Regions from separate parts of the Homo sapiens genome. Here regions 1, 2, 3 and 4 are each linked to region 5. A link is an interaction called in ENCODE POLR2A ChIA-PET data of the cell type or tissue named here. Cell type or tissue: PC-9. All regions are shown on one strand.

What was found. Peaks named below come from ENCODE experiments on the same cell type or tissue, not always from the same donor. Only the 100,000 strongest peaks of a DNase experiment are listed, where the experiment ranks them.
Region 1: POLR2A ChIA-PET joins it to region 5 with 14 read pairs; 16 of 35 experiments call an interaction of 5 or more read pairs at or near these places.
Region 2: POLR2A ChIA-PET joins it to region 5 with 27 read pairs; 16 of 35 experiments call an interaction of 5 or more read pairs at or near these places.
Region 3: POLR2A ChIA-PET joins it to region 5 with 12 read pairs; 19 of 35 experiments call an interaction of 5 or more read pairs at or near these places.
Region 4: POLR2A ChIA-PET joins it to region 5 with 11 read pairs; 4 of 35 experiments call an interaction of 5 or more read pairs at or near these places.

The regions. Positions count from the first base shown.
Region 1 is chrX:154,488,969-154,492,968 of GRCh38, reverse strand. It overlaps SLC10A3 (solute carrier family 10 member 3), which reads left to right and starts at 2,340. Exons shown (of 2, transcript NM_019848.5): 1 at 2,340-2,662; 2 at 3,887-4,000. RefSeq lists a silencer at 2,108-2,617. In PC-9, no CTCF peak of the experiment used is centred here; a DNase peak (open chromatin) is centred at 2,168; H3K4me3 peaks cover 2,114 bases; H3K27ac peaks cover 693 bases.
Region 2 is chrX:154,525,136-154,529,135 of GRCh38, reverse strand. No RefSeq gene overlaps it. Among named protein-coding and RNA genes, the nearest start is that of FAM3A, 11 kb to the right of the region's middle. RefSeq lists an enhancer at 2,143-2,292. In PC-9, CTCF peaks have their summits at 1,667 and 1,866; DNase peaks (open chromatin) are centred at 1,575, 1,825 and 3,335; H3K27ac peaks cover 1,042 bases.
Region 3 is chrX:154,539,077-154,543,076 of GRCh38, reverse strand. All of the region lies in intron 2 of G6PD (glucose-6-phosphate dehydrogenase), which reads left to right. It also overlaps a transcript of IKBKG not described here. Among named protein-coding and RNA genes, the nearest start is that of G6PD, 5.8 kb to the left of the region's middle. RefSeq lists enhancers at 1-341, 212-471, 344-1,543. In PC-9, no CTCF peak of the experiment used is centred here; DNase peaks (open chromatin) are centred at 86, 466, 976 and 1,786; H3K4me3 peaks cover 2,374 bases; H3K27ac peaks cover 3,900 bases.
Region 4 is chrX:153,943,117-153,947,116 of GRCh38, reverse strand. It overlaps RENBP (renin binding protein), which reads left to right and starts at 2,474. Exons shown (of 11, transcript NM_002910.6): 1 at 2,474-2,533; 2 at 2,699-2,808; 3 at 2,962-3,037; 4 at 3,147-3,222; 5 at 3,399-3,571. The coding sequence starts at 2,507. RefSeq lists a silencer at 2,232-2,291 and enhancers at 1,559-2,322, 2,502-2,631. In PC-9, no CTCF peak of the experiment used is centred here; no DNase peak of the experiment used is centred here.
Region 5 is chrX:154,367,152-154,371,151 of GRCh38, reverse strand. It overlaps FLNA (filamin A), which reads left to right. Exons shown (of 48, transcript NM_001110556.2): 2 at 1-279; 3 at 3,062-3,310; 4 at 3,414-3,511; 5 at 3,608-3,755. Among named protein-coding and RNA genes, the nearest start is that of FLNA, 5.5 kb to the left of the region's middle. RefSeq lists enhancers at 1-137, 1,720-2,245, 2,167-2,306, 2,246-2,773 and silencers at 407-706, 1,647-1,726. In PC-9, no CTCF peak of the experiment used is centred here; DNase peaks (open chromatin) are centred at 1,501 and 2,071; H3K4me3 peaks cover 2,379 bases; H3K27ac peaks cover 1,918 bases.

The DNA.
Region 1 (4,000 bases), 120 kb before region 5:
TCAGCCCCAGCATGTGCCTAGTCCAGCCCTTTCACCTGTCCTAGTCTAAATACTGTCTACTTCCATCAGGACCCTTCAACCCCATTTGAAAGGGACAGAACAACCTTTCCAGAACACCAAGTACAAACACACAAATCGCTTCTGCCTTAGTGATCCCTGGAGGCTAAACAATGGCTGAGAGCTATGGCTGCAAATGTTTTTGATCATCCACACATCAAACCCTTGTAACAACCCTCAGCATATGTATATTTGCTCATATTATACGCACATACTAACTTGAACTTTGTAAAACACACACAAAAATCAATTTTTTTTTTTTTGAGATGGGAGTCTCACTCTGTTGCCCAGGCTGGAGGAGAGTGGCGCGATCTCGGCTCACTGCAACCTCCCCCCACCCGGGGTTCAAGAGATTGTCCTGCCTCAGCCTCCCAAATAGCTGGGACTACAGGCGCCCACCACCACGCCCGGCTAATTTGTTTGTATTTTTAGTAGAGACGGGGTCTCACCGTGTTAGCCAGGATGGTCTCAATCTCCTGACCTCGTGATCCGCCCGCCTCGGCCTCCCAAAGTGCTAGGATTACAGGCATTAGCCACCGCACCCGGCCAAAAAAACTTTTTAAGCTGGGCATGGTGGCATGCTCCTGTAGTCCCAGCTACTTGGGATACTGAGGTGGGAAGATCGCTTGAGCCCAGGGGTTCGAGGCTGCAGTGATTATGATGGCACTACTGCATTCCAGCCTGGGTAACAGAGCGAGACCCTGTCTCTAAATAAATAAATAAAGTTTTAAAATAAATTTAAATGTCAATAAATTTATTAAAAGTATATTATTTGGCTGGGCACGGTGGCTCACACCTGTAATCCCAGCACTTAGGGAGGCTGAGGCGGGTGGATCGTTTGAGGTCACGAATTTGAGACCAGCCTGGCCAACATGGCAAACCCTGTCTCTACTAAAAAATATAAAAATTAGCCGGGTGGTAGTGGCGCACGCCTGTAATCCCAGCTACTCAGGAGGCTGAGGCAGGAGAATCGCTTGAATCCGGGAGGCGGAGGTTGCAGTCAGCCGAGCTTGTGCCACTGCACTCCAGCCTAGGCGACAGAGCGAGACCCTGTCTCAAAAATAAATAAATAAGTAATAAAAACAAATGTATATCATTCATTTGAAACATTAGAGACGTGGGTGGTTTTGTTCTGTTCTGTTTCCACATCTGCAACCATGCGTCTTGTGCACCTACCCGGGGCAAATACCTCCGACTCCATCACAGTCTTGACAAGAGGTTGAAGTGTGCAGATTGATTCCAGTTGCACCAATAAGCTTTGGGAACATATGATCCCCCCCCCCCCAACTCTGTACTGTCTTCTGTACTGCCTTCCGACCTTCTTTCTACACATTCCCATCATATTTTTCCCCAACTTTCTGCCTTCTTTCTCTTCCTTTACCACAAAGCCTCTGCACCTTGCTAGTGGCGCCAAAGTTTGGAAAAGCAGACAAGTCCACTTAATGTTCCACAGTATAGAAACTGGCCTACGCCGGGCGCAGTGGCTCACGCCTGTAATCCCAGAACTTTGCGAGGCCGAGGCGGGTGGCTCACGAGGTCAGGAGTTCGAGACCTACCTGGCCAACATGGTGAAACCCCGTCTCTACTAAAAATACAAAAATTAGCCGGGCGCGGGGGCGGACGCCTGTAATCTTAGCTACGCGGGAGGCTTAGAGAGGAGAATGGATTGAACCCGGGAGGCGGAGGTTGCAGGGAGGCGGAGGTTGCAGTGAGCCGAGATCGCGCCACTGCACTCCGGGCTGGGTGACAGAGCAAGACTCAGTCTCAGAAAATAAATACATAAAATAGAAATAGGCGCTCGGTCAATACTTGAACGAAAGGAGGAACTCCGCACAGAGCCTGGCGTCCAGGTCGGTCAAACTCAACCCTGGGGCCCCAGGGCTGGGCACCTTGAGCGGCAACGTGGCCAAAACCCTAACCCCGGGCACCCAGCCCTGCTAACGTCTAACCCTCTGTCCCATTGCCTTTAGAGGTCGCAGCGTAATCGGGAATGCCTGGGGCTCCCTCCCAGAGCGGGTCGCCCCAGCGATCACAACAGCTTCAGATGCGCTGCCAAGCGATTGGTCCAGGCAGCGCCAAGCGCCGACCAGCTCACCCGCACCGCGCCCGCGCCGGCGCGTCACTCCCAGAGACGTCACAACCGGTCGGAGCCCAGCGAGCAGCCGGAGTTGAGCTGGACGCTGAGGGGGGGGCGGGGCCCTGACGCGCGGGGCGGGGAAGGGAGGGGCTTCGGTGGGGCGGGGCCCTGACAGGCCGAGCTCGCGGGCGACTGCCGGCCAGGCAGACGCTGCAGCTAAGCTGCGCGGTGGCTGTGGCAGGTGAGAGCCTCCGGAAGGGAGGCGGCCTCTGGCCCCGACCCTGCTCCGCGATCGCCCACTCGGGCGCCCGGCCGGGCCTGGCAGGGAAGGGCCGCCGCCGCCGCCGCGCGTTTGCGAGGCCTGGCGGGGCCGCGGGGCCCAGGAATGGCGTAAGGGGCCCCCCCAGACTCCGAGACGGCCCGAGCGGGTCGCCGGCTGTGGGACGGCGGCGTGCCCTTCCTTTCCTCCCTCCCAGGTTCGCGCCCGAGCTCTGCTAGCCACCCGTCCGACAACTTCCGGACTCCCAGGTAGGGAGGAGCCCCTGTTAGCACTGCCAGTTACCCCGAACACTTGGCCGTTTTGGAAGGGCCGGGACTCCCTCCCCTGCCTTGTGGGTGCATCTGCTCAAACTCTGTCGGCCCCTCAAGCAGAAATGGTGTGGGATCTGGGCCAAACCCCTCTTGGAGTGACTCAGAGCCGCCAGCCCTACTGGAGGGATGGGGCATGGGGTGGATGGCCCCTAGCCTTTCCCTTCTGAGCTGGTTTGTATCACCCCGGTGGCTTCAGTCCTGGTGCCTTCATCTTAGCTCCTGTACTTTGCCTCTCCCACCCCACTGGTTTTCCTGCCTCCCTCTTCAGAGGTAAGACACATGGCTGGACCAAGGCCTCCAGGGTAAGTGACCCGAACTTCAAGCCAGCAGAGGCCATGTCATCCTAAGCTAGGGATAGGGGAGGCTCGCCGGGATGAGCCTTTGGCTTAACCTAACCTCTGCTCCCTACTTCTGCCTCACCCCAGTCTCAGATGACGGGAGGCCAATGCCAAAGACGGATAGGATCTATAGAGGCAGTCCTCTTCTAGGACTGGGACACAACAGTGCATGAGGCAACTGACAGGGGTGATGTAAAGCTGTTGTGTCTCCATCCTGGTTGCCCCAGTTCTAGCAGGTGATGTGACACTACGGTGGTCGCTGCCCAGATTGAGAAGTGGAAGGGGGTGTTGCTGGCCGCTAGAAACACTCATAATTCCACTGAGTTTGAGGCTCTGGTAGGGGCGCATGTGGGCATGGGAAGGAGCCCTGCACTCTGAGCACAGCCTCTCAGATGTAACGCAGTGGCTCTGGGAGGTCAAAGTCTCAGCCCAGTGGGAGCTCTGACAAAAGGAGGAGAAACCCCCCCAGTAGACATGTGGCTCTGTCTGATCCACTCCTGCCGCCCCTTCTGGCAACTTCCCTGGGGAGGGAGGACCTGCTTCCCAGCAGGACCTTCATCGAGTCACTGTAGGGGCAGGTAGAGTGGGCCAGGGAGCCACAGCTGAATGGCACTCAAGGGCCATCACTAGGCATTGCCTCTCCATTCCTGAGTGTGGGGCAAGGGTCCCTGCTGAGTTTTACTCTTAGCAGTGGGCTTCCAGATCCCCATGCTCCTGGGTTCTTGACTGCCTCCCTCTTCAGAGGTAAGACACATGGCTGGACCAAGGCCTCCAGGGTAAGTGACCCTCACCAGCTGCCTCTCTGTGTCCCTTACCTCCTCAGGGACAGCCCTGCCATCAAGGAAGACAGCACAGGACTGGGACCCACCCATGAACCCTTCTCAGGACAACCCAACAGCACCAGTGGGGATGTTCTCCTAAGCCGCAGAGGGCCTGG
Region 2 (4,000 bases), 160 kb before region 5:
AGTCTGGACTACACTGGCGTGATCTCGGCTCACTGCAACCTCCACCTCCTGGGTTCAAGTGATTCTCCTGCCTCAGCCTCTCAAGTAGCTGAGGCTACAGGTGTACGCCACCACGCCTGGCTAATTTTTGTATTTTTAGTAGAGACGGGGTTTCATCATGTTGGGCAGGTTGGTCTCGAACTCTTAACCTTAGGTGATCCCCCAGCCTTGGCGGCCCAAAGTGCTGGGATTACAGGCGTGAGCCACTGCACTCGGCCCCGCAATTTACCGGGTTTTTTGTTTGTTTTTGTTTTTGTTTTTTGAGACAGAGTGTGGCTCTGGCACTCAGGCTGGAGTGCAGTGGCACGATCTCTGCTCGCTGCAACCTCTACCTCCCAGGTTCAAGCAATTCTTCTGTCTCAGCATCCTGAGTAGCTGGTATTACAGGCGCCCGCTACCATGCCCAGCTAATTTTTATTTTTAGTAGAGATGGGGTTTCCCCATGCTGGCCAGGCTGATCTTGAACTCCCGTGATCCGCCCGCCTCAGCCTCCCAAAGTGCTGGGATTACAGGCATGGGCCACCGCACCTGGCCACAATTTACTCTTTTTTTTTTTCTTTTTTTCTTTTTTTTCTTTTTTTTTTTTTGAGACAGACTCTTGCTCTTTCGCCAGGCTGGCGTGCAGGAGTGCAGTGGCGTGATCTCAGTTCACTGCAACCTCCACCACCTGGGGTCAAGTGATTCTCCTGCCTCAGCCTCCCAAGTAGCTGGGACTACAGGCACCCGCCAGCACACACAGCTAATTTTTGTATTTTTAGTAGAGATGGGGTTTCACCATGTTGGTCAGGATGGTCTCTATCTCTTGACCCCGTGATCCACCCGCCTAGGCTTCTCAAAGTGCTGGGATTACAGGCATGGGCCACCGCACCTGGCCACAATTTACTCTTTTTTTTTTTCTTTTTTTCTTTTTCTTTTTTTTTTTTTTTGAGACAGACTCTTGCTCTTTCGCCAGGCTGGCGTGCAGGAGTGCAGTGGCGCGATCTCAGTTCACTGCAACCTCCACCACCTGGGGTCAAGTGATTCTCCTGCCTCAGCCTCCCAAGTAGCTGGGACTACAGGCACCCGCCAGCACACACAGCTAATTTTTGTATTTTTAGTAGAGATGGGGTTTCACCATGTTGGTCAGGATGGTCTCTATCTCTTGACCCCGTGATCCACCCGCCTAGGCTTCTCAAAGTGCTGGGATTACAGGCAAGAGCCACCGCACCCAGCCCACAATTTACTGTTAAGTGCACTCTACCTCGTGGGTCTTCAGAGGCCCTGGATTGGTGTCTCATCTCTCAAGGTTTCACCCCACGCGGGAGTGGGTAGGAGCTGGAAAGAGCCCCCCTGCCGGACCCCTGACACTCGCAGTGTACTCAGAGCTTTACCTCCCAGCCCAGACCTGCAAATTATTAAGCCGGAAGAGAATTTCAAACCTAGCCTGATCCCTTCACACTGAGTCCCAGGTGCCACAGCAGCACAGACCCAAATGCCTTAGCTTCCTTCTCTGCTGCCGGTGTCTGACATCACATCAATTTGCGTCCAGCAACCACTGAAGCCAGCAATGTGAGAAGCCCAGAGAGTACTTAAAACTCTCTCCAGCTCCTCTCCCTCCCTCCATCCGAACCTGGCCCACTGCCGGGTGGCTGAGCCAGAAAGGGATGGGAGTGGAGAAGGGGTCTTCAGGCTGAGCTGGGCGGGGGCGACTGTTGCATTGTCTGCTCTGCGAAGCAGAAAAGGAGAGGAGGGAGAGGCACAAATGGGGCGGGGCTGGCTTCGGGCCTTTATTTTCTAGGCTCACCACTGCCCTCTCCCTGTGAGAAGCAGTCGGAAGGGATTGTCCTTCCTGTACTGCAGGAGGAGAAGCTGAGAAACTCAGCTGTGAGACGTGATCAGACTAGTCCAGGACGACACCCAGACATACAGGCCAAAGCTGGGGTCCCTGAGAAGGCCTCTTGCCTCCTAGAGCTTCACTGCTCGCCTCCACTAGAACACTTCGAGGAAGCTTTGAGGGAACAAGAAGCAGACTGAATTCTGGCTTTCTGTAAGGACAGTGAGACTCTATGGCTGGACACAGTGTCTCACTCCTGTAATCCCAGCACTTTGGGCATTTTGCTTGAGCCCAAGAGTTCCAGACCAGCAGAGCAACATGATGAAACCCTGTTTCTACAATAATACAAAAATTAGCCGGGCATGTTGGCACATGCCTGTAGTCCTAGCTACTCAGGAGACTGAGGTGGGAGGTTCACTTGGGCCATGATCACACCATTGCACTCCAGCCTGGGCCACACAGCAAGACCCTGTCTCAAATATATATATAAATATATATATATATACACACACACACTCATACACACACACACACACACACACACATTTGCAAGGCCAAATTTTCAGAGAAAACTAGGACCCCATGATACAAATTAACCCCCAAGTTGCCTTTGCCCACCCAGGAACTTTTCCTTGACAGCCCTATAAAGCGAAGAGGACAGAAATCAAATCTTGAGGCCCCCAACTTGCTGCCCCATCATACTGAGAGGAAACCCAGAATTGCAACTGAGCCAGGGTGCAAATTCCCAGGGTTCAAATTCCCAGGGTTCAAATTCCCAGGGTTCAAGTTCCCAGGGTTCAAATTCCCAGGGTTGACCATGGAACCTTAAGCCTTTCACTTGGCTTAAGGGGTCCTGGATGGGCAGTTCCCCAATGCAGATGGTTCTGCCTGTCTGACAGAACCCAGAGCAAACCCTCTCAGGAGAGACTCCTTCCTCCTACAGGTACTTTTTAAAGCATGAGGGCAAGCACATCATCAGAGATAACCGGGCGCACCAGGAAACAACATTGCAAGAGAAACAATGAGCAATAGCGACAGATCGTGAGGTCTTCAGGCGCTGGAATTGTTAGCCAGACATAAAATAACCGTACTTAACCAGATCTAATGAAATAATAAGTCGTGGTGGGACAGCTGGGTGCAGTGGCTCATGCCTGTAATCCCAGCACTTTGGGAGGGATCAAGCAGACAGATTGCTTGAGCCCAGGGGTTCTAGGCCAGCCTGGGCAACATGGTGAGACCCCACGTCTACAAAAAATACAAAAACTAGCCAGGTGTGGTGACGAGTGCCTGTAGTCCCATCTACTCAGGAAGCTGAGATGGGAGGGTCGCTTGAGGCCAGGAAGTGGAGGTTGCAGTGAGCCAAGATCAAGCCACTGCACTCCAGCCTGGGCGACATAGTGAGACCCTGTCTCAAAAAAGGTAAAATGTGAGCTAGTAAGTTTAAAAGTAGATGGACTGGTTTAGTGGCAAATTACGCAACATCAAAGAGAGAATGCGGGAACCAAAAACTGGCTCAGAAGAATGTATTCAGAATACAACCCAGAAAGACAAGTTCAGGGAAGACACTAAAGACAGAGGAAGAAGCCGCAAGGAGAATGAGAAGGTGTTCCATACATTTAACTGATTTCACAGAAACAGAAGACAGCAAGTATGGCAGAAGCAAAACTTGAAGATATAATGATGGCTGGCTGGGCATGATGGTCGCTGGCCAGGCGTGGTGGCTCACACCTGTGATCCCAGCACTTTGGGAGGCCGAGGTGGCCGGATCACCTGAGGTCAGGAGTTCCAGACCAGCCTAGACAACATGGTGAAACCCCGTCTGTAATAAAAATACAAATATTAGCCAGGCATGGTGGCGCTTGCCTGTAATCCCAGCTGCGTGGGAGGCTGAAGCAGAATCACTTGAACCCGGGAGGCAGAGGTTGTAGTGAGCCTAGATTGTGCCACTGCACTCCAGCCTGGGCAAAAGAGCGAGACTCCGACTTAAAAAAAAAAAAATCTTTCAAGTATGATGGTGAAGTGCAAACAAAAGCAAAGAATTTGCCACCAACATTTTCTCACCAAAAAGTGTGTGCCTCAAGCAGAAGAAACCCAGTACTAGATGGAACAATCTGAGATGCAAGAAGGAATAACGAGCTAAAGAGGTCA
Region 3 (4,000 bases), 170 kb before region 5:
TCTTCCACGCCTGATGCCTCACTCGGTGCGGGAGGTAGGCAGGGTGGCACTTGAGGGCACGTGATCCTAGAATCTGCTGTTCCAGGAAAGCAGCCCATTCTCCGTTCATTGAGCAGACAGCGATTGGGTACTTCTGGGCCACAGCAGCCAGTCCCTGCCCTCCTCATGGGACCTATGTGCTATTGCGGCCAGGGAACCACGGCAAGTAAGCAGACCAGCAAGAGTTCAGGCTGACGTGTGTTTCAGAAGATACACATGGGCCCTGTGTCCCCAGTCCCCCAAAGCGCATAGATCCCACAAAGAGGGCCGGGAGAGCACAAACACAGAAGGAAGAGCAAATGCCCGGAGCCCCGAGTTGGGAACAAGCTCAGCATGACCTAGAAACTGAAAGCAGGCAAGTGGCTGGCAGACCCACAGCCTGGGCAAGCAGGACACCCTGGGGCAGGCTGGACCCACGTGGCCTTCCTCTGTCCCTTCCTCCTCCCTGGCCAGCTTACCTCACACTTGCCCACACACCCAGCTTCCTTCCTGGGGGCCCTGATGGCACCTCAGAGTTACCAAGTGGGCCACTTCCTGCCTTCTCAGGACTCCCACCCCTACCAGAAAGGGAGCCGAGGTACTTACTGCCCCCTTCCAGAAAGCTCTGGCCTTGTAGACTAGTGTGCGCCTGGAACAGCATCTTTCCCCACCTGATGGGACCTCGATGATGCTGGAGAGCTTCACAGGGAGTGAGGGGAAGAGACTGGGATTGATAGTCTGCGGGGTCCTCACTTCTCTGGGCCTTAGTTTCCCCACCTGGATCACAAGGGCCATGGGCTTGATGGGCGTTCAGGACGCATCCCAATGATGGGCCTGTGGGAGGGATGACCCAGCGGCCCCCGCCTCCCCTTTCCTCAGAACATTTCTGGGCTGACTTCCCCATTGGTCTGATAAGATTCTTGCTGTGTCATGATGATGTTGGCACTCCCCCAAAGCCCCGGTGACTCATGAGCCCCCGGGTATAGCAGGGAGGCCCTTTTGTTGGTTTTTCAGCTGAACTAACTCAGCAGCCCCCAGGTTCTCTGGCCCCAGTGGCCAGGAACCAGCTGGGCCCCTGCCAAGGCCCAGGGCTCCACCCAGGGAGTCTGGGCAGGTCCTTAACCCCAGTGACCCTTGGGGATGGGATGGCCCACCCCCGCTGGCCCTCCAGCAGGCATCGTGCTCTACCATGAAACCCTCATGCCAAGACAAGGGCTGCAGCGATTTCGGTTTATAAAACAGACAGGTCATGGCCCAGGTCCCTTTGCCCTGGCCTAGCCAGATGTTGGTGGCTAGAGATCTTCATCATGCCCTGCTTCTACTAAGTCACCTTGTGTCCTTGGGCAGATCCCTCCCCTGCTGTGGTCCTCAGGAAAGAGGAGGGCGTGGGGAAGATGAGAAGCTCCCAACTGCTTTTCACTAAGGACCCCTTGAATTGCCCCCACCCACATGGCACGAGTAGACTCTTGACCAAGCTGTCAGGTTTCCCGATGTCTTCCCATGTTTGTTCCTCCAGAAAGTCCCACTAGAGCATCGCAGCCAGCTGGGAGGGCAGGGCTACCCCTGAGTCCTGAGGAGAGCAGCTCAGTCCGGCTCAGCTCAGCTTAGCTCCCTGTCACCATGGGAGAGAGCGGCCTGCCTTACCCCACCCCTACTGTCCGTCTTACCTCACCTCGCCTCTCAGGTGACTTGGAGCCCAGCAGACGGTCGGTCGGTTGCAGGGCCTGAGCTGAAACAAGGTGAGCCGGTTCAATCTCTAGTTAATCCCAAAGGGAGCAGCAGGAACAAACGGCCTGGAGCGTGGGGTTGCTGTGACTCAGCAGACCAGTCCCCTGCCACCAGTACCTTTCTGGAGTCTGTCCCGATGCCTCCCAGTCTTCCGGAATTTGGTCATGAGCAAACATGACCTGCTTTGAGTGAGGCTTAGAGGTATTTGCAGGCTGTGGTTCTTTCCGTTTATTTCAGGGTCCAGTTAGTTCCCAGTAAGCTGACCCTTTCTGTGTGGGGCCAGCCGTGAGTTGATGTGACATGGGCAACGTTCCCCTCCCCAGCCCCACTGATGGCAGGTGCTGTGAGGAGCTGAGTAGAGGAGCTCCTACCCCAGGGCGAGGGGTTGTCTGCTGGACTTTGAAGGGTGCAGCAGTGAGAGGTCCGTGTCGCTGTAGTCCTGGCACCGAGCTCACCTGAGGAGCATCAGAAGTGGAGCAGGGCCCCTGAAGAGCGCAAGCACACAAGGCACCCACACCATAGCAGTTGCCCTCCTGGAAGCCCTGTGGTGGCTTCCTAACTGCCTGGCTCTGGGTGAGGGCGTTTGACCTGGTGGCATGGCCCCCATTCTGTAATGGTTTGTAGAAATGGACCCATCCATGGTTGCAGTGCCTGATTGCTTCGAAGAGCATGTGTTTTTTTTTTTTTTTTTTCGTGACATGGAGTCTTGCTGTCACCCAGGCTGGAGTTTGGTGGCGCAATCTTGGCTCACTGCAACCTCCGTCTCCTGGATTCAAGTGATTCTCCTGCCTTAGCCTCCTGAGTAGCTGGGATTCCAGGTGCCTGCCACCACATCCAGCTAATTTTTGTTTTTTCTTTTTTTTGAGATGGAGTCTTGCTCTTTCACCAGGCTGGAGTACAGTGGCGCAATCTTGGCTCACTGCAATCTCCACCTGCGAGGTTCAAGCAATTCCCCTGCCTCAGCCTCCCGAGTAGCTGGGACTACAGGCGCGCACCACCACATCCAGCTAATTTTTTGTATTTTAGTAGAAACGGGGTCTCACCATGTTGGCCAGGATGGTCTCAATCTCCTGACCTCGTGATCCACCCACCTCAACCTCCCAAAGTGCTAGGATTACAGGCATGAGCCACCGCGCCTGGCCTGTATTTTTAGTAGAGACGGGGTTTCACCATGTTTGCCAGGCTGGTCTCGAACTCCTGACCTCAGGTGATCCACCCTCCTCAGCCTCCCAAAGTGCTGGGGTTACAGGCATGAGCCACCACGCCCAGACTATTAGTTTTTACCATGTTTTATTGAAATATATGTCATGGGCCGGCCACGGTGGCTCACGCCTGTAATGCCAGCACTTTGGGAGGCCACGGCAGGTGGATCACAAGGTCAGGAGTTTGAGGCCAGCCTGGCCAACATGGCGAAACCCCATCTCTAGTAAAAATACAAAAATTAGCCGGGCGTGGTGGCAGGTGCCTGGAGTCCCAGCTACTCAGGAGGCTGAGGCAGGAGAATGGCTTGAACCCAGGAGGTGGAGATTTCAGTGAGCCAAGATCACGCCACTGCACTCCAGCCTGGCCGACAGAGTGAGACTCCGTCTCAAAAAAAAAAAGAAATACATGTCATGAAGAACACAGATGGTGCAGGTCTAGCTTGTTGATGACTTTTCACAAACTCAGCACAGCCACAGAAACTGCTCCTAGATCAAGAAACAGAATATGCTCTGCACCCAGGAAGCCCCCTCACCTGGGGCTCTCACAGTCACTGGCCCTCAAAGGGTCATTTCTGACCCACTCCCCACCCTCCGCTCCATTGTTGGTTTTCTCGCCGTCTTTTGTTGGTGCGCAAATCTTAACTGTACAATTGGCTGTACACCCTCATCACAATAAAGGCCATCGTCATCTCCCCAGAAAGTTCCTGGGTACCCATTCCCAGCCAATCTGCCCTGCTCCAGGCAACCGCTGATCTGATTTCTGTCACAATGGGTTGCATCTCTGATGCTGAGATTTCCCAGTGTTGCTGAGTAGTATCCGTTGTATGAATGCACAGTTTGCCGGGTCACATGTTAATTCAAGTGTTTGACTTGTTTCCAGTTTGGGGCCGCTATGAACCAAGGCTGCTGTGACCATTCGTGTGCAGGTCTTTGTGTGGACTTGCACTTTCATTTCTCTTGGGGTGGAACGGCCAGGTCACAGGATAGGTGTGTGTTTCACTTGATCAGAGGGAGCACCCGCACCACCTCACAGCTCAACTTCAGCCATTTTC
Region 4 (4,000 bases), 420 kb after region 5:
CCCCCAAGGGGAAGAAGCAAGAGCTTGTGATCCAGACTGACCACCTAGCAGCTGGGTCGGTAGGACAGCTGGGATCCCGTGGGCTGAATTTGTACCAGGAGGCCCAGAAAGCTCCGGGGCAAGGTGGCCGGAGCAGCACAGGCCTAGGCGGGTCTGAGGGGAGTGACACCCTGCTTCTGGGGCCTGGTGCTCCTGGCGCACCTGCATTCCCCGCCCCCTCCAAGCCCCTGCCGCCTGCCTTTGTTTCCCCTACACACCTCTACTGCCCAGCCTTCCTCTCAGAGCACCCAGGCACTCCGCTACCAGAAGCTCCTGGAGTAACCAAAGCCTCCGTGTCTCCACCTGTGGCATGGGTGTGTGTGCAAGGCCCTGTCGAATGCGACCTCTTCTGGGAAGCCTCTGTCCTGTGGGGTCTGCTGTGTCATGTGGGGGTGGGGGGAAGCAGACTGGCCAGGGCTTGACACCAGGAGCCATGGCTCTGTCTTACCCACCGCACCAACTGTGACCTGCCTTGGAGCCTAGCCTCGCAGAGGCCCAAGGAGAGGGGTGGGAAAGTGTCCTTCAGAGCAGAGCGGTAGGAGTCATGGCTGGGGCTGGTGGAGGCCAGGGGCCACATGGGGCTGGCCCCAGAACCGAGGGGCCTTGCGGATTTGCCATACCTTTGGCAAATGGCGTTGTGGGCGCTTCGCCTGGTGGGGGTGGTACAAGGCTTCTTCCTACCCCACTTCTGTAGCTGGCACCTGTGGGGCTACCCACCCTCCGCATTCCTTCAGCTCACTTGTCTCACCGCGGCTGCATCACACTCCACAAGGCAAGGGCCACATCAGTCATGCCTCTGGTGTTTATCTGAAAATACCGCGTTTCCGTCTGAGGGCACCACTCAGTCTGGGGAGGCAGGAGGGAGGCTGGACATGAATGTGAACATGACAGGCCTGTGAGCAGGGCAGGTAGATACAGCCCGGCTGGGCACAAAGCTCATCCCCTGAGCATGAGCCGAGGCCGAGGGTGGGTGGGAGCACACAGAGGATGCCTCCCCAGCTGCCAGGGCATCAGCCTCATTACCAAGCACCCCAAAGGGGAACTGTTTGGGGTTGGGTGGGTCAGCCTGCAGCAGGGACTGAGACAGCCACTGTGGCATCAAAGACCAGCAGTGCAGTACCCACGCCCAGAGGCTGGAACCCATTTTGTGCACTGTTGGCCTGGAAGGTAGGAACCACCTCAGCCCAGCTGCCTTGTAGCATCATCGGGTCAGTCATAGAGCTACAGACAGATCTGGGCAGCTGGAAAACAGGCCCAGAGAAGGGGGGTGTGGGCTGTTACCTGCAGTTACTGTCTGGCCTTAGAGCTGTGTCACTTGTGTAAAGAAGTCAGTGCCAAGGCCGAGCGCGGTGGCTCACACCTGTAATACCAACACTTTGGGAGGCCGAGGCAGGTGGATCACGAGGTCAAGAATTTGAGACCAGCCTGGCCAACATGGTGAAAAACCGTCTACTAAAAAAAAAAAAAAAAAAAAAAAAAAAATTAGCTAGGCATGGTGGCAGGCACCTGTAATCCCAGCTACTCCAGAGGCCGAGGCAGGAGAATTGCTTAAACCCGGGAAGCGGAGGTTATAGTGAGCCAAGATCATGCCACTGCACTCCAGCCTGGGCGACAGAGCAAGACCCCATCTTGGGAAAAAAAAAAAAAAAATTAGCGCCAATGGCTGCCCATTACTGACTGTTGAGGTAGTTGGTGACAAACTGATTCAAAAGAGAGGACTTGCTAGGCTGGGTGCGGTGGCTCACGCCTGTAATCCCAGCACTTTGGGAGGCTGACGCAGGAGGATCGCTTGAGCTTAGGAGTTCGAGACCAGCCTGGGCAACATTGCAAAACCCTGTCTCCACTAAAAATACAAAAATTAGCCAGGCATGGTGGCCCACACCTGTGGTCCCACCTACTCAGGAGGCTGAGGTGGGAGGATCGCTTGAGCCTGGCAGGTCAAGGCTGCAGTGAGCTGCCTGGGCGACAGGACACTGTCTCAAAAAACAAAGAAACAAACAACAACAACAACAACAAAAACAGAACTTGCCTCCTGTCTACCCTGTGTGGTGACAGGTCAGAGGGACCTCTGCATTCAGGCCCACTAGCTGTTCCCTGTCCTGCTGCACCCCTGCCCCACAGGCTTGGTAGGGCCAAGGCCCTCAGCCGCCCTGCCGGGGCCCCTGGTGTAGGGCGGGGTGGGTGGCAGCCCCGTTCCCCCTCATCCCAGACCCTCCGGCCATCCCAGCTTTTCCCACCAAGCAGGATCTTGAGACCAGAGCTCCCAGCAGGGGCCCTGGAGGGACTGGCCCATTCGAGTGGAGGGTCGCGGCAGGAACAAGTGCGGGGGTCGGGCTCAAAGCCCCGCCCCAGGCCCAGCGGAACCCTGAAGAGGAGGGGGAGGGTGAGCCGGGCGCGGCTGTGTCAGCTGAGTGACAGTCACGGGACCGCGACCAACTCTGTCTGGCTTCCTAGAGGAGCAGGAGGGATGAGCAAGGGTCTCCCAGCGCGACAGGCCAGTGGTGGGGTGCTTGGGGGGAGTGCTGTCTTGGAGGGTCCCGGGGATGGTGACGTCTGAAGCCCCGTGCAGAGGTGGGGAGATCCCTGAGGGCTGGTTCCCGAGGCTGGGGGGGCCTAGGTCCCATGTGGGGGCTGCGCCTTCAAGCCCCATTTCCCCTAGGACATGGAGAAAGAGCGAGAGACTCTGCAGGCCTGGAAGGAGCGCGTGGGGCAGGAGCTGGACCGCGTGGTGGCTTTCTGGATGGAGCACTCCCACGACCAGGAGCACGGGTACTCGGCGTGCTTCTGGAGTCCTCAGCAGGGTTTTTGCCCTTCCTGAGGCCCCTTCTCACTCTCAGGCACCTCACAGATTTGCTGGCCCCAGAGGGGCAGGAGGGGCTGGCAAGGCCCGTTCCAGACTTTGCTAACCCTGCCTTCCCACAGGGGCTTCTTCACGTGCCTTGGCCGCGAGGGGCGGGTGTATGATGACCTCAAGTATGTGTGGCTGCAGGGGAGGCAGGTATGGTGTTCCCAGCCTGGAAGCTCAGGCACACGGCCCATCGCCTCAAAGGTCTCCCCACCTCACCCCAGCCGGCCACTTAAGCCACTTTCCCTCCCGTACCCCGCAGGTATGGATGTATTGTCGCCTGTACCGCACTTTCGAGCGCTTCCGCCATGCTCAGCTTCTGGACGCAGCAAAAGCAGGTAGGTGCCCCCTTCCTGCCCATCTCCCAGTGACTCCGTCCATGTTTACTCAACAGGGCACATGTGCGGAGTTCCTAGAGGGATCTAGAAGCAGCGAAGGACTTGGGGAGGCTCAAGGGTGGTGTGTGCGGGGCGTCCTGGCCTTACCCCTGGCATGCCAACCCCCCAACCTCCAGGTGGTGAGTTCTTGCTGCGGTATGCCCGGGTGGCACCTCCTGGCAAGAAGTGTGCCTTTGTGCTGACTCGGGACGGCCGCCCGGTCAAGGTGCAGCGAACCATCTTCAGTGAGTGTTTCTACACCATGGCCATGAACGAGCTGTGGAGAGCCACAGGGGAAGTGCGGTACCAGGTGTGTGAGAGGAGGGTGCCCCTGAAGACCCCACCCTGCGACCCTGCCATGGCCACCTGATGCATTCCCACTCACTACGCAAGTCCCCTCCCATGGACCCATCTGTGGGCCAAGTCCCCTTCACCTCTGAACGCTCCCCTACCCCCACAGGGGCGCAGACGGAGAGGGCCCTATCCACGCCCTGCCCCCAACTGGGAAAAGGCCCTTCCCTCCTCCCTGGGCTCCCTGTGCTGCCAGACCCTGACCCCACAGCCTGGAAGGGGCTGCACCCCCAGACTGGGAGCAGAGTGGGGCGGATCTGACTGGCCCCTACTGGACGCTGGGTGCCAGGCCCCAAGTAGGCCCTGGATGAAGGTGTCTCTGGGTTCAGGAGAGGAATTGGCTCTCCCACCCCAGGGCCGTGTCCAGGGGGATGGCACAGGATGTAGC
Region 5 (4,000 bases):
AGAAGGACCTGGCGGAGGACGCGCCGTGGAAGAAGATCCAGCAGAACACTTTCACGCGCTGGTGCAACGAGCACCTGAAGTGCGTGAGCAAGCGCATCGCCAACCTGCAGACGGACCTGAGCGACGGGCTGCGGCTTATCGCGCTGTTGGAGGTGCTCAGCCAGAAGAAGATGCACCGCAAGCACAACCAGCGGCCCACTTTCCGCCAAATGCAGCTTGAGAACGTGTCGGTGGCGCTCGAGTTCCTGGACCGCGAGAGCATCAAACTGGTGTCCATCGGTGAGGGACGCCCCGAAGCGCCGGGCGGGCGGGGGCGGGGACTCCGTGCGTCCTTCCATCTCCCCGGGCGGACCCCTCCAAACCACCCCCTTCCGGGCCGCAGCGCAACTCCCGAGGCCTCCGGCTGCTCTGCTCCACGCGGGCCTGCAGAACAAAGGCGCGCGGGCTGGCTGGCTGGCCGGCCGGGCGTGCGAACCGCTACGCGCCCCCGCCCGCTGCGCCCCGGCTGGCCGGCGCCCAGGCTGAACTCACATCCTCCGCAGGCCGCGCCTCCGCGGCTGTGCTCGCGGTGGGAGTGGGCCTGGGGGGTCGGGCACTGGGCAGGCTCCTGGCCCTGCGCCCCGTCCCCGAGGAGGAGGAGGCCCGGGCTCTCCCCCCACAGCTGTTTAGAGAGGGCCCTCTGGCCTTCAGAGGCCCGTTGGTTCTGAAGTGTGGGTTGGAGCTCGTGCGTCCCATTGTCTGGGGCTCTGGGCTCTTTGTGTCCCTGGAGGATGGGTCGCCCATCGGAGATGGCTCCAACCACCAGTTTAGATCTACCCCCCCACACACACACAGGCAACCTGGGGGCCAGAAAGAAGCATAGTTAGCAAAACTGCACCCGGGGTGAGTTGGGCGTGGTTGACTGAGAGACCTGGCTTGTAGACTACTTGGACGCCAACTTTTCTCTTCATCTTGGGCCAAACTCTTGCTTCCATGTAGGCCTTGCTTTTCTGCGTGTAGCACGCAGGAGTTGGTTGGTAGATGCTCCAGCGTGCATTGTGCCAGCCCAGTGTCTGTGTCACTGGACTGGAGAGGCTGGCATTGACCAGGCCTGCTGCAGCAGCCCAATTCGTTCTCAAGATAGGGGCTGCATGAGAGGGCAGGCCCCAGAATGGGTGACTCGGGGGTGATGTGGAACAGGGAGAGGAGAGGGATGATGAGTCTTCTCTTCTTCAGAATTGAGAGGCCTTCCAGTTACCCTGCAGCCCTGGAATGGCCCTTGCTGAACCCAAGAAAGTGAGGGACCAAGACTTGGGTTCCCCCAGCCACTCAGAGGGCAGATCCCAAGAACCAAAGTTCTTTCTTTGGAATGCCAGTTGAGGCGAGGGGCAGGCCCACCCCCACAAGTCCCAGCCTCAGTCTAGCCAAGCTGAGTCATCTCAGTCCTGGATGGTAGGGGGGGCGACCGGATGTGGGGAGGCGGGCCACACCCCAGCTCTTTAGGGGGGGTCTCCTCCCTCCTCCCAGCTCCCCTCCTCCTTGTGAGCTGGCTGGAGCAGGCCTAGTTCCCAGAGCTTTGCCATATAAGGCAAAAAAATGTTGGAAAGCAGCAGTGATTAGGGGAGGGAGGGGTTGGCTGGCCCAGGGGCTGGGGAAAGGGGGGTGGGATGGGGCGGGGCCATCCAGCCAGACAGTCTCCCAGCCCTGGGCCCTGGTCCTTCCCTCTCTCTTTTGGGAGGGGGATGGGGACGGAGTAGGCTGGCCTAACATGGACCTGGTGGGCCTGGTTGCTCCCCGTGTGGGGGTCGTTGAGGGGTCTGAGGCTGGACTGGGGTGGGGGCCTGATGGGAAGCCCTGGCTGGCCTTGTTCCCTGGCCCTGCACCCTTGGTCCTCTCCGAGTCCCCCTCCCTGCTGCCATTTGGGGAGAGTGAAAGGCAGCCTCGTGGGGCCAGGACCAACCTGGGAACTGGGGAGGCCACTCTGAGCGGCTCACCTGGCCCTCCAGGTGCTGCCTGCTGGGCTGGGAAGCAGCTGCCATGGACAGCCCAGCCCCTCCTCATAGGCCCGCCCCCTAGTTGACTCACCAGAGAAGTATTTTGTCTGATTATGGGGGAGGCTGACAGGGCTTCTAAAGATGAGCCATCCTGCCTTGAGCCTGAGACCCAGAAGTAGCCTTGGGTGGGGCCCAGAGCCCAGCAGGGTTGCCATGGTGATGGGGGGTGTCAGGGACCCGCCCTAACCACTTCCCCTGTGGCGAGCCTGCCGAGGCCCAGAGGCCCGTTAGGTGGCAAGTGGGTCAGGCAGTGGGTGGCAAGGGGGTTCCCAGTGTCTCCTGCTGCCACCCCGGCATCTCCCGATGGGCCCCAGTGAGTCAGGGCCATGTGGCCCAACTGCTGGTTCCTTTGGGCTCTGGGCCCCTCCCCTGGCTAGGCCTGTGGCCTCCCAACTCCAAGCTTGAGTCTTCGAGGTGGTAGAGGAAGTGGGGGTGGTGGCGGGGGTCACAATCCCTCACCCAAAGGGCGTTTGCCCAACTCCCCCACTTCCCCTGCCTCACCCCACCCACCCTGGAACAACAGTTGTATTTCCCAACCACCCAGGGCCACCCACCTTCCTCTTCCTCAGCCCCAGCCCCACTCCAGGTCATGGGCCCTGGATTCTGGGCCAGCTGGAGTCAGCCTCCTCCTCCTGGTTCCCCATAGGCCCCTGAGGTGTGTGGCGGACCCCTGCTCTGGCAGCTGTGGACACTGTCCAGCTGTTCTCCAGAGCTGCCCATCTGCAGGCTGGGTCTGCCCTCTGCCCTTCCTCTGGGCCCAGGGCTTCTGGCAGTAATCATACCCTGCTGGCATCGTGTGTGTGTGTCTGTGTGTATCTGCCCTCACCCCAAAGTCTCCTTCACCTCTGAACACCCCCTGGGACCCTGGGCAGAGAGGGCCTCATCCACATCCTACCACTGGCCAAGAGGGGGTGTCTACCTCCTCCTTGGCCCCTGCTACCCCGTGCTGCCAGACCCTGACCCCAAAGCCTGGGATCGGCCCCTCCCGCACAGCCGTGTGCCCAGCGTGGCCACTCTTCTACTCACAGACAGCAAGGCCATCGTGGACGGGAACCTGAAGCTGATCCTGGGCCTCATCTGGACCCTGATCCTGCACTACTCCATCTCCATGCCCATGTGGGACGAGGAGGAGGATGAGGAGGCCAAGAAGCAGACCCCCAAGCAGAGGCTCCTGGGCTGGATCCAGAACAAGCTGCCGCAGCTGCCCATCACCAACTTCAGCCGGGACTGGCAGAGCGGCCGGGCCCTGGGCGCCCTGGTGGACAGCTGTGCCCCGGGTGAGGGGGCGCAGAGGCAGGAGAGACTGGGCTGGGGTCACCCATGGGTGGCCCTTGAGGGGGTTCTGCGGCCCCCAGACTCACAGCCTCCCTTGCGCCACAGGCCTGTGTCCTGACTGGGACTCTTGGGACGCCAGCAAGCCCGTTACCAATGCGCGAGAGGCCATGCAGCAGGCGGATGACTGGCTGGGCATCCCCCAGGTACACCCGCCCGGCCTGGCTACAGCTGTAGGGGACCGGATCGGCAGTTGGGAGAGACTCGGAGGCCCGATGGCTCCTGTTTTCTGCCTGTGACAGGTGATCACCCCCGAGGAGATTGTGGACCCCAACGTGGACGAGCACTCTGTCATGACCTACCTGTCCCAGTTCCCCAAGGCCAAGCTGAAGCCAGGGGCTCCCTTGCGGCCCAAACTGAACCCGAAGAAAGCCCGTGCCTACGGGCCAGGTGAGGGAGCCCCACCAGGGGTGCACCCGTGTGCCAACGTCTTCCCCATAAGACAGTGTCCCATCTAAACGTGGCGGTCCCCAGGGGTCTTGGGTTACATGGCGGCTAGGTGATCAAGCCACCCAAGAGTCAGACAAGAGTGGGTTTTTGGGACTAGTGAAAACGACAAGAGAATGCTAATAGGTTCCTCCAGTCACAGAAGCCTGCTGCGTGGGGTCCTCGGGGAGGTAGCATCCAGCGGTCTT